Linked DNA regions of Homo sapiens: region 1 is linked to region 2. The links are chromatin contacts, found by Hi-C in ENCODE. All regions are on one chromosome and are shown on one strand. Each heading gives the region's core, a stretch centred on a gene start or an enhancer-like site at or near the end of the contact. The rest is flanking DNA. Distances are from core to core; before and after follow the strand shown.

What was found. A loop is a pair of places that touch in the nucleus more often than their neighbours do. Pooled maps may share reads with other maps.
Region 1: a loop to region 2 is called in a pooled map, with 4 times the contacts of the local background. The contact joins the promoter of SLC71A2 here to the promoter of FBP1 in region 2. A Hi-C loop is called at or near these places in 1 of 50 pooled maps.

What each region holds. Positions count from the first base shown.
Region 1 is chr9:94,371,099-94,376,676 of GRCh38, forward strand. It overlaps SLC71A2 (solute carrier family 71 member 2), which reads left to right and starts at 3,471. Exons shown (of 12, transcript NM_032558.3): 1 at 3,471-3,829. The coding sequence starts at 3,722. RefSeq lists enhancers at 3,239-3,740, 3,741-4,240 and a silencer at 3,290-3,689.
Region 2 is chr9:94,637,963-94,643,782 of GRCh38, forward strand. FBP1 (fructose-bisphosphatase 1) reads right to left here and starts at 1,556. Exons shown (of 7, transcript NM_000507.4): 1 at 1,179-1,556. The coding sequence starts at 1,348. RefSeq lists a silencer at 1,630-1,689.

The sequences.
Region 1 (5,578 bases), core at 2,221-4,720, 260 kb before region 2:
AGAGTTAGAAATTCTGAAACTACATGTATTGTTAACACACACACACACACACACACACACACACACACACACACACACAAGTAGAGAGAGAGAGAGCACAGCACCCAGATCCATATCATTGCTGGGAGAATTAGTGGTGCTGCCCATAGACTCTACTCAGAAAGGACAACTGGAAGCTTGTGCGTGGTCTCTCGTGGACTCTGCTGCCTCTTACCTTTGCTATTTTCATCTGTATCCTTTCACTATAATAAACTGTAACTATGAGTAAAATAGCTTTTTGGGGTTCTTCTAGTGAATCATTAAACCAGAGGATAGTCTTGGGGATTAAAGACTCTCAGTTATTAGATACCCTATTTTAGCATTAAGTTTAACCCAATCTTAAAATCCAGCTTTAAGACCAGATGATTAATTTATTTAAAGCGAAAAATCTCAACAAAAATATTAAATAGAAATCAGCAAGGCTAGGCACGGTGGCTCACGCCTATAATTCCAGTACTTTGGGAGGCTGAGGTAGGAAGATTGCTTGAGCCCAGGAGTTGGAGAACAGGCTGGGCAACACAGTGAGACACTGTCTCTACCAAAAATTAAAAAGGTAGCCAGGCATGGTTTTATGCACCTGTGGTCCCAGCTACCCAGGAGGCTGAGGTGGGAGGATCACTTGAGCCCAGGAGGTCAAGGCTGCAGTGAGCTGTGATCGCGTCACTGAACTCCAGCCTAGGCGACAGAGCAAGACTCTGTATCAAAAAAAAAAAAAAAAAAAAGATCAGCAAATTGTTTGAATTTCTCCTCTTAGGAAAAAGAACTGTATTAGCATATGTTACTCTGATATAGCTGATATGGCAATATCAACCATCAAAGATATAATGGTATACTTATCTGGTATAATTTATAAGTTTGCCTCAGTAGAATCACAGCCTATTCTGTAGTTAAAAATATACACTGCTAGTATTATAGCAAACTTTAGTGGCTTTTGTGATAAAGAAAATAAACTTCAAAAAACTCCATTATTCCCTCTAGGATAACTTTATTGTAAGTCTATTTAAGAAAACAGTCCAGGCTGGGCATGGTGGCTCATGCCTGTAATCCCAGCACTTTGGGATGTTGAGGCAGGCGGATCACTTGAGGTCAGGAGTTGGAGACCAGCCCAGCCAACATGGTGAAACCCTGTCTCTACTAAAAATACAAAAATTGGCTGGGTGTGGTGGCAGGTGCCTGTAGTCCCAGCTACTCGGGAGGCTGAGGCACCACAATCGTTTGAACCGGAGAGGCAGAGGTTGCAGTGAGCTGAGATCGCGCCACTGTACTCCAGACTGGGCAACAGAGCAAGACTGTCTCAAAAGAAAACAAAAAAACAGTTTACAAACTTTTCTGTTTCATGGATACAGGAATCAGAAACTGATACCCAAGCTCATAAGTGGCATAAACATAATACTCAAACAGCATAACATAATACATATATTCCCTCTGTGTTTTGAAAACTATTTGTTAAAACAATCATTCAGAAAAGTAGACAAATCAGGCTGGGTGTAGTCGCTCACGCCTGTAATCCCAGCACTATGGGAGGTCGAGGCGGGTGGATCACCTGAGATCAGGAATTCGAGAACAGCCTGGCCAACATGGTGAACTTGTCTCTACTAAACATACAGAAGATAGCCAGGTCGTGGCATGCACCTGTAATCCCAGCTACTCGAGAGTCTGAGGCAGGAGAATTGCTTGAACCCAGGAGGCACAGGTTGCAGTGAGCCGAGATCGAGCCACTGATCTAGGCTGGGCGACAAAAGCGAAATTTCGTCTCAAAAAAAAAAAAAAAAAAAGAAAAAAGACCAGGCCGGCTCGGTGAGCCGAGGGGGGCGGATCACTTGAAGTCAGTAGTTCAAGACCAGCCCAGCCAACATGGTGAAACCCCGTCTCTACTAAAAATACAAAAATTAGCCGGGCATGGTGACGCGCACCTGTAATCCCAGCTACTCGGCAGGCTCAGGCAGGAGAGTCGCTTGAATGCGGGAGGTAGAGGTTGCAGTGAACCTAGATCACGCCACTGATCTAGGCTGGGTGACTGTAGCCTGGGTGACAGAGCAAGACTCTGTCTCAAATAAATAAATAAATAAATAAAAGTAAAGACTTCTGCAAAGTGTGTGTGTGTGTGTTTGGGGGTAGTGGGTGGGAAGCGAAAAAGAGGCTTTTTTTTTTTTTTTTTTTGGAGACGAAGTCTCACTCTTGTCACCCAGGGTGGAGTGCAGTGCACCATCTCGGCTCACTGCAACCTCCGCCTCCTGGGTTCAAGCGATTCTCTTCCCTCAGCCTCCCAAGTAGCTGGGATTACAGGCATCCGCCACCATGCCCGGCTAACTTCTGTATTTTTAGTAGAGACGGGGTTTCACCATGTTGGCCAGGCTGGTCTGGAACTCTTGACCTCAGGCGATCCGCCCACCTCTGCCTGCCAAAGTCCTGGGATTACAGGCGTGAGCCACCACGCCCAACCTGAAAAAATTCTTAAATGAAATGACTTTAATTCAATTAAAATTACTAATCCTGTTAATAGAAATAATTTTATTCTTTTTTCTATTGATGTTTGTAAAAAGATTTTTTTTTTTTTTTTGTGAGACAGAGCCTCACTCTGTCGCCCAGGATGGAGTGCAGTGACGCTATCTCGGCTCACTGCAACCTCCGGCTCCCAGGTTCAAGCTATTCTCCTGCCTCAGCCTCCCGAGTAGCTTGGATTACAGGCGTGCGCCACCAAGCCCGGCTAATTTTTTTGGTGTTTTTTGTTTTTGTTTTTGTTTTTTAGTAGAGACAGGGTTTCACCGCGTTGGCCAGGCTGGTCTCTAACTCCTGACCTCAGGTGAACCAGCCGCCTCGGCCTCCCAAAGTGCTGGGATTATAGGTGTGGGCCACCGCTCCAGGCCTGTAGGCTTTTTTATATTTCAGTATTAGGTGCATATCTTTCAAAATAAATAAACATAAGCCAGGCTTTTCCAACTGCGTCCTACACATTCTACAAGATATTAATCATGTGTCAAGAATAAAAAGTGTTGTGTTCAAGTACGTTTGGGAAACATTGCTAGTATATTATTTTCTTCTTAGAGAACCATAGAAAAACTTGAGAGGTTGGCGGGTTGGCGCAAACCAAGACCAAAACTGAACTGCAATCACTACCAAACCCCCACGAGTTTGCCCCTCCCCGCTTGCTAGCCTCAGTCCAGATTCTCCGGAAAAAGAAATCAGTCGTACGGGCTCTCGAAATGACGTACTTCCCGCGCGCCGCGAAGTCCTGATGCCAAGGGGCCAGTCGCGAGGTAAAGGAGGGGTCTCTGAAGTGGGCGTGGCGTCGCTGGAGGCTACTCAGGCGCGGGACTCGTTCTCGAGGCGGGAGCTGAGGTGCGGGGCGGGGCCTCCTGCCCGGCGCCGGCCTGTGGGGAGGCGGGGCGGGGCACAGTCTCTTAACCGTGCAGCCCGCCCCTGACGCCGCCGGTAACTGCGAGAGTCGGGGTCGGTGCGGTTTGATAAGTGGTCGGTTCCTGGAGCTGCGGTCTTCTGCTAGCCTGATCCGCAGCTTCAGCCTCCGCCGCCTCCTCAGCCCTCGGCGCCGCCGCTGGCGCCGCCGCCTGACCCGCAGGCCGCCGCGGGCCGCAGAGCCCATGAGGGCGCGGGCACCGCCGCCGCCTCCGCGGCGTCGCCGTCGTCCCGGAGCGCCCCGGGCTGGCGCGGGCATGGCCGCGGCATGAGCGTGGAGCCGCCGCCGGAGCTGGAGGAGAAGGCGGCGTCGGAGCCCGAGGCGGGAGCCATGCCGGAGAAGCGCGCGGGCGCGCAGGCCGCGGGGAGCACCTGGGTGAGCGCGGGCGCGGGGCCCGGCTGCCTGAATCCCGGGGAGGCTGGGTGGGGTCGCACCCAGGGCCCGCGAGCCCGCCGCTCCGGGCAGGGGCTTCGGCTCTTGGAAAGTCGGTCCTTTTCTGGGGGGGGAGGCGAATTCATCACGAATACAGGTTTTTCCTAGTGACTGCTCATCGCAGACAAAACTTTACAGGATTTGGTTATTGTTTCAAAAGGCGCTAGACATGGGACAGTGAATATAAGTAGTAATTTGGTTATTTCGGAGTTCTCCGTCCCTGTAACAGTTGATAACAGTTTTCCTGGCGCAGTTTCTCTCCAAGTCTACATGGAAAACAGGTAGGGAGCATTTGAATCAGACCGTCGACGGGGAAGTTGGCGGCAGATGCCGGGCAGCGCCTTGCTGCTCCTTCCGTGTTCTCCCGGCGTCGGAGGGGCGGTCCTAGCGATGGGGAGCAGAGTTTCCAGGGGCGTTGCTGGGGACCAGCCGAGGAGCAAGTTAGGCTGGCCTCTTTCTCCAGTTTTACTTTTGCTTGAGGTCGAGATGGCTTCTGACAATGATACAGAAGCAATTGAGCCCTGACTTAACTGGCCTGGTTTCGGCAGAACAGGCCTTGTCTGTGTCAGTGGTTTCATATGGTGCAATATTAAGCCTAGAGGGTTTGTCGTTTCTTCAAGGCCTAAGTTTAAAAAGGATTTTTTTTTTTTGGTCTTAGGACCTGAAATATAGAGAATGTTACAGTGAATAGAAACTGACACAATGGGAAAGTTTTTCCAAAGAAAAGTAGAAATTTTATGGAAATTAAATACATGTTTTTGGCTTTAGATTTTTAGCTTACATATCTGATTTTGTGTTTAGTTGAAGAATGCTAAGTGTTTACATGAACGTATTTGGGGATGTAAATCCCTATTAGTAGGTTGGGAGGGCAGCTGAAGCAGAAGGAGCAGTAGGTAGAACGGATCCGGCAGAGCTGGTTTTTAGTCCTGGTTTTGCCTGAACAGTGCGCACTCTGGACAGGGTATTGAAACAGCCTTGCCCCTCAGTGCCTCCTCTGTAAAATGAGGACTTAGTTGAAGTCCCCTCCCAGCCCAAGTGACTCCCTATTTTGAAAAGCATTTCAAAGTTAAGATCTCTGTAATATGAGAAGCTTATTTTGTCGAGGGAGAGAAATTCTGTATAATTGCTTGCTCTCATTTTGATTCGCGTTAAGTAGACTTGTCCTCTTCCTGCTTGCTACACAAAACTAAAGCACCAGTTCCTCCTCCTGTCTCATGAATTGATGGACAGTAATTACTAACCAGTGGCCCAGCTAGTAACCTGCGAGGTAGCTTCCTTCATCCCTTCCCATACTTAAAACAATCAGAAAGTCTAGCTAAGTTTATTAGATACAGATTTTAGGTTTTTATCCTCTCCTATGCATTCTTATGCTCAGAATTTCCTCAGCATTTTTGACCCAGACTTTGACTATCTCTTTCAAGACCCTTGCTCACCCCAGCGTCAGTCCACCTTGCACGTGGCTGAGTAGTGTGTTCTAGCATGTAAAGATGATCATTACTGCTGTCCTTAATTTTTTTCATTGGCTCCTTATGGCTTACAGAATAAAAAAATAAATTGGCAGGTTGAAGCATTATTAGTATAGTGATTAGACGAGCATGCTTGAAATCCCAGTTTCCACAGTTCGATAAGTTAACGTAACTCCTGATTAATAATGGCATTTACCTCAGAGGGTTGTGAGGGTTGCTGCAACTT
Region 2 (5,820 bases), core at 306-2,805:
GTAATCCCAGCTACTCGGGAGACTGAGGCAGGAGAATCGCTTGAACCTGGGAGGCAGAGGTTGCGGTGAGCCAAGATCGCACCATTGCACTCCAGCCTGGGCAACAAGAGCAAAATTCCATCTCAAAAAAAAAAAAAAAAAGAAAAGAAAAAGAAAATACCTGTGCACACCAACACAAACGAAAGGATGTTGTGTGACTTACAAAAAACCTCACAAGAAGGGGTCCTTTGAGTCTCCACTCCACTTGACCCCTTGCTACTCACAATGTGATGAGTAGACAAACAGTATCTGATGGGCAGCACCCACCACAGGAGAACTTCTTAGAAATGCAGAATCTCAGGACCTGTCCCAGAGCTATGGAAGGAGGGCACACATCTTACCAAGATCCCCAAATGATTCCTGTGCCCAGTGACGTTCGAGATGCACTCCATAGCGCATTCAGAACCATTCTACAAACCACTTTTGAGCTTTCCACTAATTGGGCAGAGGCTGCACACACCATCATTGCAAATCGATAGGGGTTTTGAAGCCCTGGGTGTTTCCTGTTTCTGGCACAGCATGGCAACTGTCCCAGCAAGGGGCAGCCCACGGGAGCTCCTTTGCACACAAGCCCTGCTGCTCCTAAAGGCTCTGGACACACAGGAGACCTCCCAGCCTGCTTGCGGGGGGGGCGGGGGGGACACTCGCTCCTAACAGGTCTTGTTTCAGGTCAGAGATAACTGGATTAGAAACCTGACTTGGGTCCCTAATTGCAGAAAGAGTGAAGGAGGACAAAGAAGAAATGGGGAAGGAAGGCACCTGAGCTAGCACTTTCCTGTCTGAGGCTAGGGCGGGTATGACGGGCAGGCCAGGTGCCCACACTTGGCCGGCTGAGAGGGGTACGAGGCAGGCTGCTCAGGGCAGAGAAGAGGAATGCAAGATGGAATCAGGTGTACACCTGTGAGACGGACCCCCAGGTGGGCCCCTCCAAGGTCAAGGGAGGAGATGAGGACTTGAGTGAGGCTGAGCCAGCTTCTGGAGAGAGGGGCTACCAGACAGAGAGCGAGAGAGGCGCTCAGACATCAGACGGACAGACAGAGGCTGACGGCAGGAGGCTCAGAGGGCCCAACGTCAGCCCGCCGGGCAGGCTCCCCAGGCAGACAGACAGGACGGGGCCCACCGCCCAAGGCCCGACTCACAGGTGCGCGATGCCCGCCTTGCGCACCGCCGAAGAGATGGCTTTGACTGCTGTGCAGAGCGAGTTGAGCAGCTGGGTCAACTCGCCCGTGCCGCGGGCCTTCCTGCCCTCCTCCATGACGAAGCGGGTCAGGGTGTTGACGTCCGTGTCGAAGGGCGCCTGGTCAGCCATGCTTGAACCGGGTAGAGCGCGGGGCTGCAGGTGCAAGCGGCAGGTGCGGGGCTGCAGGTGCGGGCGGCAAGAGAGGGCAGTAGGCACTGGCCGCAGGTGCGGAGCTGCAGGTGCGGGCGGCAGGTGCGGGCCGCGGGACCTGGCGGGAGGACTGACAGACCGACTGCCGCCCCGAGTGTCCGCAGCGCTCGTGGTGCAACTGGGCCAGGCCAGGCGCCGGCGGGTGAATCGCGGAAACCTTTAGACGCGGGTCGGCCCCCCGCCCCCGGGAACACTCTTGCGCCCCGCCTACCCCGCGGACCAGACCGCGGCTCCGCCTGCTTGGATCTTCAGACAAGGTCGGGGATCCTCCCTGCGGTCTCCCAACCCCCGCCCCCACGCGCCCTGCCGCCCCCTAGTCTTCCTGGGCTGTCGCCCCCCACACACACCCCTCCGTGCCCTCCACCCGCACTGTGGAGCGGGACTCGGGCCATCGGACTCTGCCAGAGAGAAAGCTATGACTGTTTCCTCCAAAATCATAAAACGGAAGTTCAGAAAGGTTAAGTAACTTGCTCAATGCCACCAGCTAGGCAGCGAAACCCGCAGCCAGTCCACATGGCCTGGCTTTAGCTCTGCAGCTCCTGCCCCGTGTGGCTGCCTGCCCCCGCCCCCTGCCCAAGCCCCGTCCACTCTGCCTGGCCTGTCACCTGGCCCTTCTGTCCCCGCTAGGAGACACAGAGTCCCCGTTTCTCACCCATCTGAGGGCCCACGTCTGAATCCTTAATCCAGGCCTCTTCTCAAGATTCCTAGAATTCGAGAGCTATTGAGTATTTGAATTTCCAAGATGTGAGTCTCGCCCGGAAGTTTCCCGGAAAACGGTCGCTGACACAGAGTCCTCGGCTACCACACAAAGGCCAGAGGGCTCCACCGCCCGCATCCTGACCCCCTGGTAGCCACAATGCTGCAATTGATGTGCTGATTCACGAAACAACACCTATTGAGCACCTGCTGTGCTGAACACTGTCCTACCTTCCAGGGGTGGAGCCTGATCCAAACAGACAAAACTCCTGCCCTTTTCGAGTGTACGTTTTCACAGAGAAACAGTAAAAATAAATATATAAACAATAGATTAGTTTGTTACATAAGCCATAAGTACCATAGAGAGAAACGAAATAGAAAAGGAAGACACGGAATGTGGAGGGGAGAAGAGGGTGAGCAGAGGCCTCAGTAAAAGCTTCTCTGAGAAAGGGATATGTGAGCAAAGAGGTGAAGGATGCAACGCGCCGGTGGAGATGGGAAGGAGAGCGGTTTCCTCACCGGGAGAGCCAGTGCACAGGCCCTGGGGTAGGAGACCATGTTTCAGGTTCAGGGAATGGCCAGGAGACCGGTGGAGCTGAAATAGAGCTAGCAAGGGTCAGAGGTGGAGGAGATAAGGCCAGCGGGAGGATGCAGAGGTGAGGTCTAGAGGGCCAAGTGAGGTTTGACTTTGACTAGGAGGAACCCACTGGAGAGTTTGGAGAAGAAGAGAGGCATGGTCTACCCTGTGTCTTCATACTGCGGCTACTGTGTGAAGATCAGACTGAAGACAGTGCCCTCCAGGTTACTAGGAGATAGTGAGCCAGGTGTTAGCAGTGGAGGTGGTGGATTCTGGACATATTTTGAAGGTAGAGCTGATGGGATTCGTTGACAGATGAGATATGTGAGAGACAGGAGTCTCGGATGATTCTAAGGTTTGAGGCCTGAGAAACTAGAAGAATGCAGTTGTCCTCGACTGCGATGGGGAACACCGAGAGGGGCGTGTGCTGGAGGCAGGACTGACAATTAGGAGCTAAGTGTGGGACCTGCTAAGTTTGAAATGCCTTCTAGACATCCAAGGCAATGTCAAATAGACAGATTTATGTATCTGGAGTTCAGAGGAGAGATCCATGCTGCAGGTATAAATTGGAAAAGCCAACTGGAAAAACCAACCAAAAACCAAGAGATGTGACATCCGGGAAGCCAGATGAAGAAGGTAAGTAAAGGCGGGCTGACCCATGTGCCAAGCGGTGTGGATGGGGCAGGCAGGACAAGCTCTGAAAATTGACTGCTGGATTCACCGTGGAGACCTGGGGTGCAGATTCCTGTGCCCAGGGTTGTCAGATGCGGCGGCGTTGAATGAAGGAAGGTGGTGGTACCACCAGGAAAGACAGCGACTGTCTCCTCAAAGCCCCAGAGGGGACTTAGATGCCTGGCAAAGAGAGTTGATCCTTTAAGGGTCTTATTTAACTCTTTGTTCCTCAGGCAACTTTTCAGGAAAAACCCTGTGTTAAAAAAAATAGTAAGAGAAATACATCCTTAAACATAAAAACTCAAATAGGCCCGGCTCACTGGCTCACACCTGTAATCCCAGCACTTCACTTTGGGAGGCCGAGGCGGGCAGATCACCTGAGGTTGGGAGCTCGAGACCAGCCTGACCAACATGGAGAAACCCCGTCTCTACTAAAAGTACAAAAATTAGCTGGGCATGGTGGTGCATGCCTGTAATTCCAGCTACTCAGGAGGCTGAGGCAGGAGAATCGCTTGAACCTGGGAGGCGGAGATTGCAGTGAGCAGAGATGGCACCATTGCAGTCCAGCCTGGGCATCAAGAACAAAACTCCATCTCAAAAAAAAAAAAAAAAAAGAAAAACAAACAAACTGGAGGCTGAGGCGGGCAGATCTTGAGGTCAGGAGTTCAAGACCAGCCTGGCCAACATGGTGAAACCCATCTCTACTAAAATAAAAAATTAGCCGGGCATGGTGGTGTGCACCTGTAATTCCAGCTACTCAGGAGGCTGAGGCAGGAGAATCGCTTGAACCCGGGAGACAGAAGTTGCAGTGAGTCAAGATCCTGCCGCTGCACTCCAGCCTGGGCAACAGAGCGAGATTCAATCTCAAAAAAAAAAAAAAGAACTGAAATGTGATGACTAGTATTTTTGGCATAGTAACTAGTTACTAGGGGAGAGCTAGAGCTAGTAACTAGGGGAGTGTGCCCCTTTACTTGCCAGACTCTCAGTCCCTCAGGATCTTGGATTGGCTAGGACCGTAAAAGTCATCTAGTCCAGCCAACCCTCATTGGACACCATCCCTGATAAGAGGTGAAGAGCTTGGGATCTGCATTAAGCAAACTTGTTTGAGTCCCAGCTCCAGCCCTCAGCAGCCAGAGATCTCGGACCAGTTACCTAATCTCTGTAAACCCAGTTTGTTCATCCATATAGTGGAATAATGGTTCCATCTGGCAGTGGTGTCATCGGGCTGAAATGAGATGGCATTGGCAGAGTGCTTAGCTCAGAGCTACACACAGGGGACACACTGAATACGTGGAGGAGACCCCTGTCTAGCTCAGTCACTTCTGCTTGTCACCCACGATGATGGGCAGCTCATTGCCTACAAGGCAAGCCATTCCCCTTGGGACTAGGCCACGTCGCATTGTGGTGAAGTGCACAGACTCTGGGGCTGCATGGCTTGGGTCCAAACCCTGGCCTGGCCACTTACTGGCTGTGCAAGCCTGTGCAATTGGCTAAACCTCACCAAGCAACCATTGGCTCATCTGTAAACTGGGGCTAATGATTGTAGCCACCTCATAGGGTTGCTGGGAGAATTATACAGGCAGTGCTGGTAGTGTTTAAGAACAGTGCCCAGCATGTAGTAAGTACACAGTATGTAAGTGTTTGCTTCGTTACATGGGTAGGGCCAACTGTTGTTTTCATGTGAACAGAAGCAAGAAAGTTCCCTGGCCATCAAAAGGGGCTAGAGGGATGTGGGAATTGGCAGCTGAGCCTGTATTTGCCTGGTGTGCAGTGATATCCCCTCCATCATATTGGTCGATTGTGACTCGCTCTTTTCTGGGTCAAGATGCATAAAGCCCATCACCCAGGTATTAGCAAGAGACAGAGGAAGGCGGCCACCTCACATGGGTTCCTGGCCTGTGGGTTGGGCCCCTCCCTCCTCCACCCACCACCCTCGCAGAGTTGCTTCTTGCCACATACTCCAACTTCACATGGGATTGCAGATTCAAGTGATGTGAGCAGTATTACCACATGTGTAACACTCGAAATCCTGCGAAGAATCAGTGCTCATGCATTTCCTCACCCAGCTCCCACGATGGGGTTATGTTGGAGGCGGGCAGTGGAGAAGTAACAGTGTGGACAGTCCCTGCCCCTACAACAGCCGCCCTCAACCCAGGGCTCCACTGCTTACTTTCCCCTCTGTGGGGGCGGTTAGTGCCACAGGAAAGAAAAACAGGCCAGGCACAGTGCACACACCTGTAATCCCAATGCTCTGGGTTGCCGAGGCAGACAGACCACTTGAGCCCAGGAATTTTAAAAGCGGCCTGGACAACATAAGGAAAACACTGTCTCTAAAAAAATTTAAAAATTACCCAGGAGTGGTGGCGCATGCCTGTAGTCTCAGCTACTGGAGAGGCTGAAGGAGGAGGATCACTTGAGCCCAAGAGGTCGAGGCTGCGGTGAGCCG